Regions from separate parts of the Homo sapiens genome. Here regions 1 and 2 are each linked to region 3. A link is a loop called in an ENCODE intact Hi-C map of the cell type or tissue named here. Cell type or tissue: GM12878. All regions are shown on one strand.

Region 1 (5,000 bases), 370 kb before region 3:
ATAGTGCTAAACCCTGGGGATACACTGGTGAACAAGTCACGGTCTATGTTCTCAGGGAGTTTCTAATATATTTGGAGATTTATTCAAGAAAACAGGTAATTTCATTAGAATATAGAATGTACAAAAGGGGGTTAATTATCAAGGAACCACAGGAACATGAATGAGAAAAGGATGAAGGGGAGGTGGGAAGAATCAGCAAAGGATGACGAGGATGGCAAACACACACACACACACACACACACACACACACACACACACACAATAATGAGAAAAAAGTATATTTTGCTGTACACATTTAAACACAATATATTTTAAAGGACTGGCTGTTAGTCCTGATAAGCATCCCCTTCCCTCACACTAACAATAACACTTAATCACAAGTATCACACAAGAAAAATAGAGTAGTCAGTATTCTTGCCTGGGCTGAGAGGTCAAACCCTTCCCCAAAGGCATTTGTTACCAGTTGTTAGAAAAGTTACTAGTCTTTGCTTAGGAATCAAACTGCATTGACAGGGTCAGCTGCAGAAATCCAAAATCAGTCTACATATTTTATGCAGAAAGGGATTTAATGCAGGGAATTCAGGGCTGGAGAAGTGGACTCTAGGCAGGGCCTCTGGAATCAGGATAACTGCCTAACTGGCTCTCCAACGAGGCTGATGCCTTTGCCTCACTCGCAAGGGCTGCCCTGGGACCTGCTGAATATGAAAACTCAGTACAGTCACTGCAATCTGGAGGGCAGGAGGCTGCTGTCCAGGCCATGGCGGCTGTCTCTCCACCGGCGAAGACAGTGACCAGCCAGTGGCAAGCGGAGTAGGTCACTGCCTGCCCCCACCCCCACTGCCTGTTGGTGTCCAGGAAGCTAGAGAGTAGACACAGGATGCTGCTGCAGAAAAGCTCCATTTCTCAAGGCCATGCTTGTAGCAGCCACAGGCCCAAGAGCCTGGTCTAAGACCACTAGCTGTATTAGCTCAAGGAATCCTTTCAACAAGATTTTGAGGTAGGTGCTTATAGTATTTATCCCTATTTTGTAGTGAATGATTAAATAAACTGCCTAAGATCACATAGTAATGGTAGATGTAAGCTTCCCCACATTTCACATATTCACCTTCCCGATCTTGCACAGGTGCAGCTAAATGAATCGAATTTGCATCCAGAACATGGCTGCATGGGAGTCTGGGAAATGTAAATTTAGAGGACCAGATTCTGCACTAGGGGAAGGCACAGGAGATGAGAGGAAAGAAGAGAGTAGAGGGGAGGAGACGGGACGGGAGAGGAGAGGAGAGGAGGGGAGGGGAGGAGAGAAAAGGGGAGGGGAGAGGAGAACTGGAATGGATGCTGTGGGCCAAGCCACACTCTCCACCTCAGTGTGGAATGGGTGCTCTAGGCTCTCTACCAGGAGGCTGTTATTTTCTGCATTCTTGTCATGATGGAAGCCTCTTTGTGGGAGCAATATTACATCCCCTTTGAGGCAGGAAGCTTACATCTACCATTATTATGTGATCTTAGGCAGTTTATTTAATCACTCACTACAAAATGAGGATAAATACTATAAGTACCTACCTCAAAATCTTGTTGAAAGGATTCCTTGAGCTAATACAGCTAGTGGTCTTAGACCAGTGTCCAACATCTAATAAGCAGCTATTTCTGCTTAGAATCTGGGCCAAAAATAGGGCCCTCTATTGCAAATCCCTATGACACTTACTATGTAAAACCATTAATAATAACTTGAAGCACTAGCTCACATCAGTACTGTTCAAGATTTTGTCATCGTACATTTTGTACATAACATGTACAGAAAAGTTCCTCAGGAAAAGATTACATTTTCTGAGTGGTATGCATTTCTTCTGGTGTGTAGAATCCTACCACCTGCTCCTCAGTTTATAATAGAGAAAGGATCTTTGTGGATTATTATAATTTTAATCAGAAAGGTCTAATAAAGCTTACAGAAACAGACATACCTAAGAAACAAGTAATATATTTTCTCTGGATTTGTCTTCAAAATAAAAATCATAGCTATGATTTCCATGCCATAATCTATAATAGAAGAGTGGACAACAAACATGCTATTGCTGTTAAGAGTGGAATGAGCAAGTGAGCCCATAACTGATTAAAAGAGAGAATCAATATACTACCCAGGTCTCCTACACCCATCAGAAAAAAGATATGGCTTCCATTTTTCAGAGTAATTCATGCTTTCTGACAACCAAATCTTGGGAAAAAATCTCCCAGGATTCTCCCACTGTGGCTGGACCATGACTTCACTAAATAATGGGACAGGGCCAGGCGCGGTGGATCACGCCTGTAATCCCAGGAGTTTGGGAGGCCGAGGTGGGTGGATCAACTGAGGTCAGGAGTTTGAGATCAGCCTGGCCAACATGGTGAAACCCCATCTCTACTAAAAATAGAAAAATTAGCCAGGGGTGGTGGTGCATGCCTGTAATCCCAGCTACTTGAGAGGCTGAATCAGGAGAATCGCTTGAACCTGGGAGGCGGAGGTTGCAGTGAGCTGGGATCGTGCCATTGTACTCTAGCCTGGGCAACAGAGCGAGATTCCATCTCAAAATAATAGTAATAATGATAATAATAATAATAATAATAATAATAACAATAATAATGGGACGGGAGATATGGGGAGAATCTACTTGTCTTTCTTACTACTAGGCCAATGATGTAGAAGCGCCATTCTCTTGCAGAAGCAGGAACTCTAAGCATAAAGTGATAGAGGAGCTCCTAAAAATCAATGCCACTTTCTCCCCTTCTGTGGCCTTTCCTTCATATTGTTTCTTTGGACACAAGAATTCTGTTTGTGCCTTATACAGCTTCTGCTCTTCTAGATTCTAATAGGGTGCCTGATGTAAAGGAAAAACTTTAATTCTTCAAGAGTTGGGTTCCATAAATCAGCAGCCACACTTCACCCTCTACATCCAGGTATCTTCCCCCTCTTATGTCAGAACAGTCCTATTTGCTTTGAGAGCTCTAGAAGTCCTACCATGCTGAAAGCATCACAACCCTGGCCTCTGCTGGACATTTGATGGCACACGGATGTGCCATGGCCCATACCCAACACTGCACCACAATGCTGTGCTACCCCTGTGGCAGCATGAGTCCTGAGCCAGGGGAGGCAGCTGTGTGACTGTGGGAGCCACTGATTCGACATCTCCTCATTCATGAAATGACAGATGAGATGAAATCACCATCTCTACATTTCTCAGCCTAGATCTCTGATTTGATCTCTGGCAAAGCACGGAAAATGTGGAAGATAAGCTACTAAGGACTTACACATTATTGACTTTTAAGATTCACAGACAATTTCGGATTTGGAAGTTATTTTTGAAATGCTATGCCGTTGAAAGTGTTGGCATTTTGCATTACATAACTTCACAGTTATATATGTGTAGCTACAATGAGAATAACAAACTGTCAAATTAAGGTTCTAGGATGATAAGTTGTGGTTACTTTTGTCTCAGTCAAAATGTCATGTTAACACCAGATCTTATTCATTCATGGAGTTTCGTAATACCTGATATGGCTACCCACCCCCTCCTCTACTACCCTCTTCTTTGTTCTCTCTAGTCTCCTGGTTATCCTGCCCCTTCACCACCTCCTCTTCTTCTGTTTGAGTTCCTCGTCTGCCTCTCCCCTGCCCCCTCTCACTGTGACTATCTGGTGCTCTCTTTCTATACACAACACTAGAGTGAGCTTATCCACCCCCAAGGTGTCTGTTATCCCAAATCTACAACCCTAGCTCGGATCCCTGGTTGAGCTTCAGAACCATTCATTCATTCACTCACTGTGGACGCACGTCCCTCAGGTGTTCCACACTCAGTAATTCCATCTTGAGCTCATTACCTTCTCCCCAAACAGGCTTCTCTTCCAGTGGGTACCTAACTTGAGGAATAACATCAGCACTCACCAGCTGCGGGAAGATGCCCTTGAGTTGACTCAAAACTAGATCTGGGCTGGGCATGGTGGCTCATGCCTGTAATCTCAGCATTTTGGGAGGCTGAGGCTGAAGGATCACTTGAGCCCTGGAGTTTGAGCCTGGGCAATATAGTGAGACTCCATTTCAATAAAAAACCAAACCAAAAAACAAACCAAAACCAAAACCAAAACCAAACCAAATCAAACCAAAACCCTAGATTCGGAGCCTAAACCTAATTGCCTCAAGTGCTAAACAAAAGACACTCATGATGAAGGTCCGAATGGGTGGGAGGGGACTGTGGCAACACTGAAGGTTACAGGCCAGTCTAGGGAGGGTGCAGACGCTTAACTCCAGCTGATTAGAACCATGTGGTATCACAGGCTCAGGCTGCCAAATTGGAGGCTTTTGTGAAAGAAGCTAGAAAGTTGTGTTTCAACTTGAAACTTCTACATTTTAAGTGTGGATAATCAATCAAATTTAAAACAAAACAATGTAAATGAAACAAAATATGCGGCCGAGGGCAGTGGCTCACACCTGTAATCCCAGCACTATGGGAAGCCAAGGCAGGTGGATCACCTGAGGTCGGGAGTTCGAGACCAGCCTGACCAACATGGAGAAACCCTGTCTGTACTAAAAATACAAAACTAGCCAGGCGTGGTGGCACATGCCTGTAATCCCAGCTACTTGGGAGGCTGAGGCAGGAGAATCACTTGAACCCGGGAGGCAGAGGTTGCGGTGAGCTGAGATCGCACCACTGAACTCCAGCCTGTGCAACAAGAGCAAAACTCCATCTCAAAAAAAAAAAAAAATGCTCTTTAGGCTGTTATTTTGCAATCTCTGTTCTTAATCTATAGTATCTACTTTTATTCAAGAACAATTTTTTTTCAGAAATAAATTGAATTTTAACTTTTGGAAATCCAGTTCAGCTAGTCACAGCTATTTGTGTAAAAATTTCAACAATTTATGTACCTCCATCTTTACATTAATGTGTGTATTATAAACGCACTAACCAAGCTGATGGAAAAACCTTTAAGAGACCCAAGAATATTTCCCTGAGAACTAGTTAGTCAGCTAAGAT
Region 2 (5,000 bases), 220 kb before region 3:
TGATCATAATAGTACTGTTTAAGAATTAAATGAGGTGATCCTAGTAACACTTTTGTCAGCCATTACAGGAGAGAGGGTGGTACTTGAACTAGAACTTAATGCTAGAAGATACCTACATGGGTGGAAAGCAAATTTGTGAAGGTTTGGCTTTTACGCCACAATCCCTCATCCTTCTTTTTTACCCTTTCCTCCCTTATTCCTCCTGAACACACATTTCTTGAAACCTGCCCCAGCATGCCACCTATGCATTCTCTTTCACTTCTTGTAGGTTCCTCTGTAATGTCCTCCCATGTCCTGCTAGACCTCATCCTCCGAACCTCTTCCAACCTCCCTCCATCTGGAGTTGTTGAATAGTGGATCCCTTAAATTCATATCCACCCTTCTAGAACTTCAGAATATGACTTTATTTGGAAAGAGGCTCTTTGCAGAGGTGATTAAGCAAGGATCTTGAGATAAAATCACCCTAGATTTAGGGTGGACTCTAAGTGCAATGACTAGTATTCCTCGAATAGAAGAGAAGACACAGAGACATAGGGGAAGGAGGCCATGTGGAGATGAAGGCAAGGGCTGGAGTTATGTGGCCACAAACCGAGAAAGGTCAAGCACCACCAGGAGCTGGAAGAGGATAGGGGAGGATCCTCCTCTAGGGCCTTTGAAGGGAGCATGGCCCTTCTCATACCTAATATGAGACTTCTGGCTTCCAGAACTGAGAGAATAAATTCCTGTTGCTTTAGGCCATAAAGTTTGTGATAAGTTGTTATAGCAATGGGAAGTGAATCCACTATCTCATCAGAAAGGGGTCTTTTGGAAACATCCCACTCTGGTCATGCCTCTTGCCTGCCTTGCGTCATTCAGTGGCTGCCTACAGCCTGAGAGGTGAAGTCCCCTGGGGCCTGGCACACGGGGTCATCCACATGCGGCCACAGTTGCTGAGCTCTCCAGGAGCACCTGTCATCACCCATGACCAGCCATGGCCTGGGCCTGTGCTGCCCTCCCTGGCCCCACCCTCAGTCCTGTGCTGGTAATTAATTAAGATCAATAATTCAAATGGGCCCTTTCCACCTGACCAACAGAATGGTTTGCAGCATTCACCTCAGTGTCTTAGTACTCTTTAGTGGACAAAGGTTCCTATTATACTTCCTCTCAAGTTATGAATCATCTATAATCATCAATAAAATGTAATCTGAAGGATAATGTATACTGTACAATGTGAAATAAACAAAACATCTTTTTAGTAAAGAAAAGCTTTTACTTGTAATGTGACTAACCCCTATCTTTTCTTAAAATATCAGTAATAATAAGAGTTGGCTCAGGGGTCAGCCTTCCCTCATCCATCTCCACCCTGCAGCTGGCCTGGGTGCTGCTTCTAGATCCTAATACTATTATAGCTTGGGTAGGCATCTAGCTTATCACTCACCATTTCAAAGTCAATCTCCTTCACCAGGCCAGGCACAGTGGCTCATGCCTATAATCTTAGCACTTTGGGAGGCCAAGGCAGGTGGAACACACCTGAGGTCAGGAGTTCGTGACCAACCTGGCCAACATAGCAAAACCCCATCTCTACTAAAAATACAAAAGTAGCTGGCTGTGGTGGTGGGTGCCTGTAATCCCAGCTACTTGGGAGGCTGAGGCAAGAGAATTGCTTGAACCCAGGAGGCAGAGGTTGCAGTGAGCTGAGATAGCACCACTTCACTCCAGCCTGGGCGAAAGAGTGAAACTCTGTCTCAAAAAAAACCAAAAACACAAACAAACAAAAATCCCTTCACCAGAGAGGAAGGAAGACTTTTAACCATGTCCAATTCATCTTTGTGACCTAGCCACTCCAGCTGTGCTTGAACCACGGCAGGAGCTCATAGACACTGGTTGAATAATTGAATGAGTGAATGAGTATATTAATAGGCAAGGAGTTAGAGGGAAAGTCCTCTTTTAAATCTGCATTGGGACTCAGAATCTCAACACATGCAAATGGCTGATGGCATGGTTTTATATCTCTGGCATGACTGATTGAAATAAGAAATAGAAAGGAAGTTATTTCTGCTGGAGACACAGCATCTCAACTTTATTTGTCTTAATATAAAGCTTATAGCATATTTTCACAACTGCTGGCATGATTGATTGTAAGGAAACTATTACTAAAAAAAAATCTAAGTGATTAGAGTGGGCTCACAACGCCTATGTATGGATAAAAAGCATCATACAACCAGAAACCAAAAACTCTGCATAGGAGAGTTGTGTCCTTTTCAAATGCACAAAAAGCAAAAATAAAATCACTCTTATGTTCTCAAATCTATCTAAACTCCACAGAGTAAGCATCTTACACCTTCACGGATAATTGATTGAATTGTTATTAATGACCTTTGATGTCATTAGAGGCTGTTGTATTCAAACACACACACATACCTGTGTGCACACACACAAACACCCCCCCCCGCCAAAAGCCCAGTGTCCTTTGCATTATTTTCTAACCTCATGATATGTAACATAATTCATACACAGTGTTCTAAAGTTGGAAATTGTATGCACATGGCTGCCAATGTGTTCTGGAAATCTCCAACTCTGGACACAAAAGTGAAAACAGAGGAAAAGAAAAAGGGAAATTGACACATTTCAATAAACATTACAAACAATCAGTGCACTGTAATAATACTTGAAATAGATGCCAGGGAAAATTAAAATCCCTTTTATTTCCATTATTTTATTATTTTCATCATTTAGGGATTGAGAAGGCCTTACTATTGAAACCAAATTTCAAGCCAGACTAACTTATGGCATTTCTCCAAAAGTGGAAATGTTCTGAAACAAGGGAGCAGTTACAAATATAGACAAAGGGGCATTCCCTGACTCAGAGAGAGAGGAACCTTTAGAAACCACTGATTCATCCTTCTGCTTTCAGCCATGACTCTTCACTCTTAAGACACTCGCTGATGAATGAGCTTGTGTTATGATGACCTGCAGAGTGCAGGACAAATATTCTGAATCATACACCATGGAAGCGCGGCTGCATGCTCGGCATCTCCTTTCTAATTCTGGAAGAGTCTGCACTTGCCTCACATGCACCATCAGTCCTGGAGATCTGACCCCAGGATGTGGCGCTCTCTGTCCTCGCCTCTTTCTCCATTGCTTCTCCCTCCCTCCACACCAAAAGGAAAGTCCAGTCCAGTGGCCCTGAAACACACCCACTATGCACCAAGGACTGTGCCATGGCTGCTGGCCCTGCAGGGGCCTGACCCTCAGGAGGCCTGATAAAGGAAGGAGGGAGGGGTGTGTCTTCCCATGGGGAGCACAGGAGGGGTGCACTGAGGGGAGTCTGGGCACACAGCACAGATGCCGAGCAGCCCCCTCCACTCAAGGCTCGATCCAGAGGACACCCTGGTGCCTTCTTGATTTCCCAATGTTGCTGAATCTTCCCCCAGGAGGCCCCACTGGCACCTTCAACTCAACTTATGCAAAACACTGTTTCAATATGTGCTAACATTTTATTGGTCATGCACTTTTTATTAGCTGCTTTAATTTTTTGAAAGTAATTGAGGCATAAATAAATCATAAAAATAATAACTATTAAGTGCCAATGGCTGAGCCCTTCCTCCTCCTGCCTTCTCTGCTGCCTCCCTGTCTCCAGCCCATGCAGACCAGATGACTCGGGCCAACTCTGACTTCTCTTTGGCCATTCCTCTCCCCAGCCTGGTCCTTAGCTGCTCTTTGACTTCCCCCATGTATTGGCTCCCTTTCATTCCCACTACCTCCACCCAAGCCTGGGCCTCCAACCGCTCTCTTCGCTGCCTGCCCTGGCTCTTCTCCCTGTGTGAAATCTGCCAGCCAGGGCAGGATGAACTCCTGCCCACCTCCTGTCACCCAAGGCCCAGTTTTTTCTCTTAGACTGAGATTCTAGAAATACTAAATAAATTACTTGCTCTTGCCAGAACAGGACAATGACTTCCTTCTTTACAGTTGTACTCAACTGTTCGAGTCACCTGCAATACCCTCATCTTTGCTTGTCCAAATCCTTCCATCAAATCCAAACATCTCCACCATTTCTCAGTGGTTAGACCCAAGATGTGAGGGTTCCTGGCAGCCACATGTAGCAGGCAAGGAGGGAATGAACAAGATTAGGAAGAATTAAAGCAGAGCCATTTGGGGGAGCTTAGTTGATCGAACCTGGGGCAACTCTTTCCCAGGGGTCATAACTGGTCACTGAATCTGGGTTCTGGCTGACGGCTGGGAATGGAAGACCAGGAGCATGAGGGTGACTTGTAGCAAGCTCCCTGGATAACTGGCATATGGTCTGCGACTTGGCCTGGACCTTCAAATGGAAGGTCAGGGAGCCTAGGGAGGTGGGTTGAGGAATCCAGCCAGAAGCAGAGCCTGCCTCCATCTCCCCAGTCTTCGCAGCACCTCCCCCCGGACAGAACAAGGGTGGTGTTTGGCACACAATGAGCACTTCTGTCACTGCACACAGTGGGGGTGTGTATGTGTGTGTGCATGCACACTGATCAACATGGTGTCCTTTCCATATATGGTTCGCAATCCAACCCAAGGTGAAATGTATTTGCAATCCTCAAACTAGTAATGAATCTGATCGGATTTGCGTTCTTTTCTTCCAATAGCTTGGCAACGGGGAGAAATTGTTCAAGAAGCCTGGTGTGTGTTTGTTTGTTTATTGGGAGTGGTTTGCACAGATGGGATACAGCAAAAGGCTTTGGGACTGTTCTCGTCTGTGCTGTGTGCTCCTGGTCAACTCCCTTGCCTTTGCCTGCACAGGTCCAAAGGTGCCGGGTTGTTTCAGTTAATGAGTTTCATAGTCACACAGGATTTGGAGTCTAACAAAGGTAAGCAACTCCTCTGCTCACTGCTCATGTGACCTTAGGCAACTTCTTTGACTTCTCTAAGACTCATGTTCTTCATCTGTAAAACAACAGTAACAATAGTTGCCTCTTTATAGAGTTGTTGAGAGATTAGCTCAGATGATGCTTGTAAAGGTAGTTAGAACAATGCCTCCCACA
Region 3 (5,000 bases):
AATACATATTGATCTCTCAGTTTGCAGTGCACACACTTACAGACACTCATACACACAGTGGCCTCTTAATTCCCTATCTTCCTCTAGCTATTGCTTCATTTCTCTACTCCCTAGCAGAAGAAAACTTTTGGGAAGAACTGTCTAGGAACACGGCCTCTACCACCTCAGCAAACATCTTCTCTTTAGCCCACTCCAGTCTGTCTTCTGCCATCAACACTGAAATAAAATCACTTTTGTCATCTTGCAGATGAATTCCAATTGCCACAATCATTGGGTACTTTCCTATCCTCATCTTCACCTCCCAGCAGCATTTGACAGGATGGCTGGTTTCCTCTTCTTGAAATGCTCTCCCTCTTGGAATCTGTGGCGTGACAGTCTAATGTCCTCCTCGACAGGCTACCCCTCTCCTCGGGGCTCAGTTTCGGGTTCTCTTCTTTCATAAGTACTTGCTGTGGATAATCTCATTCATTTTAATGGCTTTAAATACACTCCATCTGCTGACTGCTTCCAAATTTACATACTCACATATCCATTAGCCTGCTTGCCATCTCAGTTTCGATGTCCAATAAGTATTTCAAATGTAGCTTCTCGAAAATGGGTATCTTGAGTTTCCTGCATAATCTGCCTTCACCTCTCACAGGCTCCCTAATCACATCCTCTCTGTTACTCAAGCTAGAAACCTGGGAATTATCCTGTTTTCCCCTCTCCTGCATTTCTACAACCAAGTCCTCACCAATTCCACTTCTGAAATATGTATCTCTATTTCCTCTAGTTCTTTCTGTCCTTGGCCACCATTCTGATTTGGGCTACATCATCTTCAGCCTGGATTTCTTCCAGAGACCCTTAGCCTGTCTCCCTAGATCCCTTCTTGCCCCTTCCCAGCACATTCTCCTTACACTGGCATCCCTTCCTGTCATTCCAAACTGAATGCCACTTGGGACTCAGGATATGTTATGGGGGTAGAGTCAAAGGAGTTGCTTATGTGGGATGAGAAGGGAGAAATCAAGAATGAGTAGGATTTTGCTGGAGCAATTTGATTTGTGTCAAGGTGGGAAAGTTTGGATGAGGTACAAGTTTGGCTAGTGGGGTAAGGGATAGGGGTGATCAGCAGTTCCGTTTTCAATATGCTAACCCCGAAATGTCCATTAGTCAATCAGAGGTAGTCTATGGTTGGAGAAATGTTAGACATATTTGTTGAATGAATAAGCGAACCAAGCTAGGCTATCAGAGAAGCAAATTTACAGGGAGAGATTTGGAAAAGTTGTTAGGCTATGATCTACTGAGACTTATGTGACGTTCTAATGGAAATCTCGTATTATTTGGAAACATGGGTCTGGAGATTAATAGAAAAATGAGACCTAGATACACAGACCTGAGGGTCATCACTGCATATTTAAATTATGGAAGAAAATAAGATGGCTCACTGAGACTTCTAGAAAATTAAAATATTTTCATGTCACATTTTTTATTCAAAAAAGTTAGTGTTATTGAGTCTGATAGAGGAAAATATTGAGCATCGTCCCTGGCTTCTACCCACTGGAAGGCAGTAGCTCTCATCATCCCTCACCCCCCTACCCCAGCGTGACAACCAAAAATGTCTGTAGGCATTGCCAAATGTCCTCTGGGGTGGGAAGGGGATCATCCCTGGTTGAGAACTACTGATTAGAAGAATGTCAATGAGAAAATCAGTAGTTCTTTTTAGTTACCGAAATGTAATATTGGGGAATATTGGAAAAGAGTTTTTATCCTGAAAGATGCTCTTGGAAAGGATTTTAGAATTAAGCTGGCTGCATGTACCCAAGGATGTAGGGTTGGAAAAGAAGAGGATCAAGGAGGGAACACTGGCGAGAGCAAACTGACCCAGGGCGGAGGGAGAGAAGCCCTGGACACAGTGATAGGGAGGCTCAGTTTTGTTGGCAGCCTCTAGCTTTCACTCAGCGTTGCAGACAGCCTTTTCTCCCCCTGCAGTAATCCTGTCTGCTAGCCACAGGCTGATGGCTTTGGCAGAAACAGACAATGTCCCCAGCATTGCTGTACCTGATGGTTTATTATTTCATTTGAGAATTTCAGTGCAATTCACCTGCTGCCCCCTAGTGGAGCGGCTTGCTGATGCCTAGTAAACTGTAGCAGTTCCTCATGTGAGTTTAAAGGCTGAAACTGTAAAGCTGGCTCTGAGCTTGAACACCAGGGTCCAGAGACTGGAACTCGTTAACCCTCTAGCTTTCTTCCTGTCCTACCTCCAAATTGCATGCCTAATGCTTACTAGCGACTCCACAAACGTGGAGGAGGTGAGTGCACAGACCGTCACCGGGGCCAGCAGAGGAACACAGGGGCAGGGTAACACGAAGGTTGGAAGTAAGGTAAAGAGTAGCCCAGGGACATTCCACTGAGCACCAGGGAATATCTCTCTATTTGCCTTAGCTGTTGCTGTTCTGGATGCCCTTTGTGGAAAAAACGAGAGGACAGCAGCTGGAAGCGACACCATCCTGTTTCAAAGGCAAGATGGAAATGTTATTCACTAATCTAGACCATGGAATGACACTGCTCCCTAAAAATTGCAGTTGAAGACAGAGCATCTATGTTTGTGTATTTGCCAGAAAAACACTAATCGTAGCAGAATTCCTTAGCACAGATTTAGAAATATTGAGGGGCAAATCCTGCCCCTGAAACATAATTGCATATGGGAGGGTGGAGGCAGGTGTAGAAAACAGTTATCTGAGGAGAGTGGGAGGGCAATCCCCGTATCATGAATGTTACAAAGGCCCCTACTCATTGAACCTCTTTAAATAATAAATTTTTAACTTAAAAGTCACACTACACAAATTATGAAAAAATCGTATTTTTAAAAGATCACAATTTATTTACATTAGGGTCATCCATAGTGCACCAAAACTATTTTTGGTTTCCCAAGAAAAAATATGTATGCATAAATCTTCATGTTAAATGGCCAGATTCTAAGTATATAATGAGGGTAGAATCAATGGGATTTTTGGATTTGCTCGCAGGTTGGATGTGAAAGGGAGAAAAGGTGGGATGTCAGAGTCAAGAATGACTCCTTCCAAAATAACCTAGTAAGATGTCTCAACATCTTCATGTTGTAGGGAATGAGTAGGGACAAGGGAATTAATTTCTAATTCAAAACCTGAATCAGTTACATAATTGGTTTAATTCCAACTCATAATGATTTTCTGCCATAGTAAAAACTGGAGGCATGAAGTGATAAAATGTATTATAAAGAAAACTTTGATGGGACAACCCCTTCGTAAAAGTGAAAGTACTCTCCTTTATGACATGGTTTTCTGACATGGACTAGATATCTGGTTTTGCTATCTAATAATTGCCTAATTTGGGATGCATTTTATAATAAGTTTCTCCATTCATGAATTGAAAACAGAAAACAGTCACTCTGCCCACGTACTCTCACTAGGTTACCTGCATATAGAGCCTCTGTCTTAGCTCAAGCTCCTGTTAAGAAATTAACAAACAGCGTTTCTTCAACGATTCATCTCTCACAGTTCTGGAAGGTGGAAAGTCCCAGATCAAGGTGCTGGCAGATTTGGTTCTGGTGAAGACCTGCTTCCTGATTTGTAGTCAGCCTTCTCCTTGGAGCCTCACATGGCAGAGGGCAGAGAGAACACTCTTGCGTCTCTTCTTATAAGAGCATCAGCCTTATTCATAAGGGGTATACCTTTATTCCCTAATTACCACTCAAAGGCCTCACTTTCTAATACCATCACATTGGAGGTTAAGCTTTCAACATAAGAATGTTTTTTTCTCACATCTGTAGCAGCCAGATCAATACATGAATACATTCAGTCTGTACTATCAAAGGACAATTTGTTACCTGGAGATACACTTTGCAACCTATTAGTCAACTGAGGATACTGAGTAGGCAGTTGAATATATTCATCCCCAGTGTTCATGAACCACTGATTCCACCTCAAGTCTATCTTTGACACACAGCATTGTATGACTTCTCAGGGTTAAAAATAATTATCTGTAGAGGTTTGTCTAAATAATATGCAGATAACCAATTCCTCTGGAATTTCAACTTTTTAATGCTTAGATCAAGCCCAGCCTTGAAAGAGCTATTTGCTGGGATTCTAACACTTTGGAAGTTTTAAAAATTTTTTACTGAATTGCACTTCAACGTAACATTGGCCTATACCATACCCAATGAAATTGGTGATTTTACCTCTAGGAATGTTAACATAGATTGCGCCATTATACAATTTTCATTATGAAGCCCCAGGCCTTAGTACACTTCAGGCCTTAGTACCAAGATAGTGATGCATCTTCTAGATTATCTGTCTTACTTTGTGAAGACTGATCCATGCAAGTGAATCTTCTTTCTTTCCAAAGAAAAAAATGTTCAGCCTGTAATTCTGGCACTTTGGAAGGCCAAGGTGGGCAGATCACCTGAGGTCGGGACTAAAAATACAAAAATTAGCTGGGCATGGTAGCCGGTGCCTGTAATCCCAGCTATTTGGGAAACTGAGAACAAGAGACTTGCTTGAACCTGGGAGGTGAAGGTTGCAGAGAGCCGAGGTAGTGCCACTGCACTCCAGCCTGGGCGACAGAGTGAAACTTCGTCTCAAAAAAAAAAAGAAAAAAAGAAAAAAAATGTTGAGTCAAATATGCTGCCTAATATAGTATGTGTTCAGGTTACTGCAGCATGTATTTTTGCTGTAAATACTTCCCTGGGCTTTATCTTGTCTACCGATGTTACCTTTAACTATAATTCCCTAAGTTGCTTATCATTATGTGTTTTAAATAGCTACCTCACTTTTTTCATTTTGAATGAGGCAAGAAACAAAATAGCAAACCTTGGGCTCAAGGTGGACACAGGAATGAGAGAGGTAGAAGAAAATAAGAAATTAACTGTAGAAAGTTAAGTTAAAGGCCAGGCACACTGGCTCATGCCTGTAATCCCAGCACTTTGGGAGGCTGAGGAAGGTGGGATCGCCCGAGGTCAGGAGTTTGAGACCACCCTGGCCAAC

Evidence for each region. A loop is a pair of places that touch in the nucleus more often than their neighbours do. Peaks named below come from ENCODE experiments on the same cell type or tissue, not always from the same donor. Only the 100,000 strongest peaks of a DNase experiment are listed, where the experiment ranks them.
Region 1: it touches region 3 in a loop (3.0-fold over the local background); 1 of 110 quality-filtered maps calls a loop at or near these places.
Region 2: it touches region 3 in a loop (3-fold over the local background); 1 of 110 quality-filtered maps calls a loop at or near these places.

The regions. Positions count from the first base shown.
Region 1 is chr7:43,313,071-43,318,070 of GRCh38, reverse strand. The region is part of intron 4 of HECW1 (HECT, C2 and WW domain containing E3 ubiquitin protein ligase 1); the gene reads right to left. Among named protein-coding and RNA genes, the nearest start is that of MIR3943, 160 kb to the right of the region's middle. In GM12878, a CTCF peak has its summit at 3,037 (motif pointing left); a DNase peak (open chromatin) is centred at 3,560; H3K4me3 peaks cover 491 bases.
Region 2 is chr7:43,162,828-43,167,827 of GRCh38, reverse strand. The region is part of intron 2 of HECW1 (HECT, C2 and WW domain containing E3 ubiquitin protein ligase 1); the gene reads right to left. It overlaps HECW1-IT1 (HECW1 intronic transcript 1), which reads right to left. Exons shown (of 7, transcript NR_135295.1): 7 at 4,641-4,902. Among named protein-coding and RNA genes, the nearest start is that of MIR3943, 14 kb to the right of the region's middle. RefSeq lists an enhancer at 3,200-3,259. In GM12878, no CTCF peak of the experiment used is centred here; a DNase peak (open chromatin) is centred at 2,867; H3K27ac peaks cover 655 bases.
Region 3 is chr7:42,938,533-42,943,532 of GRCh38, reverse strand. No RefSeq gene overlaps it. Among named protein-coding and RNA genes, the nearest start is that of MRPL32, 8.7 kb to the right of the region's middle. In GM12878, a CTCF peak has its summit at 2,093 (motif pointing left); a DNase peak (open chromatin) is centred at 2,092; H3K27ac peaks cover 813 bases.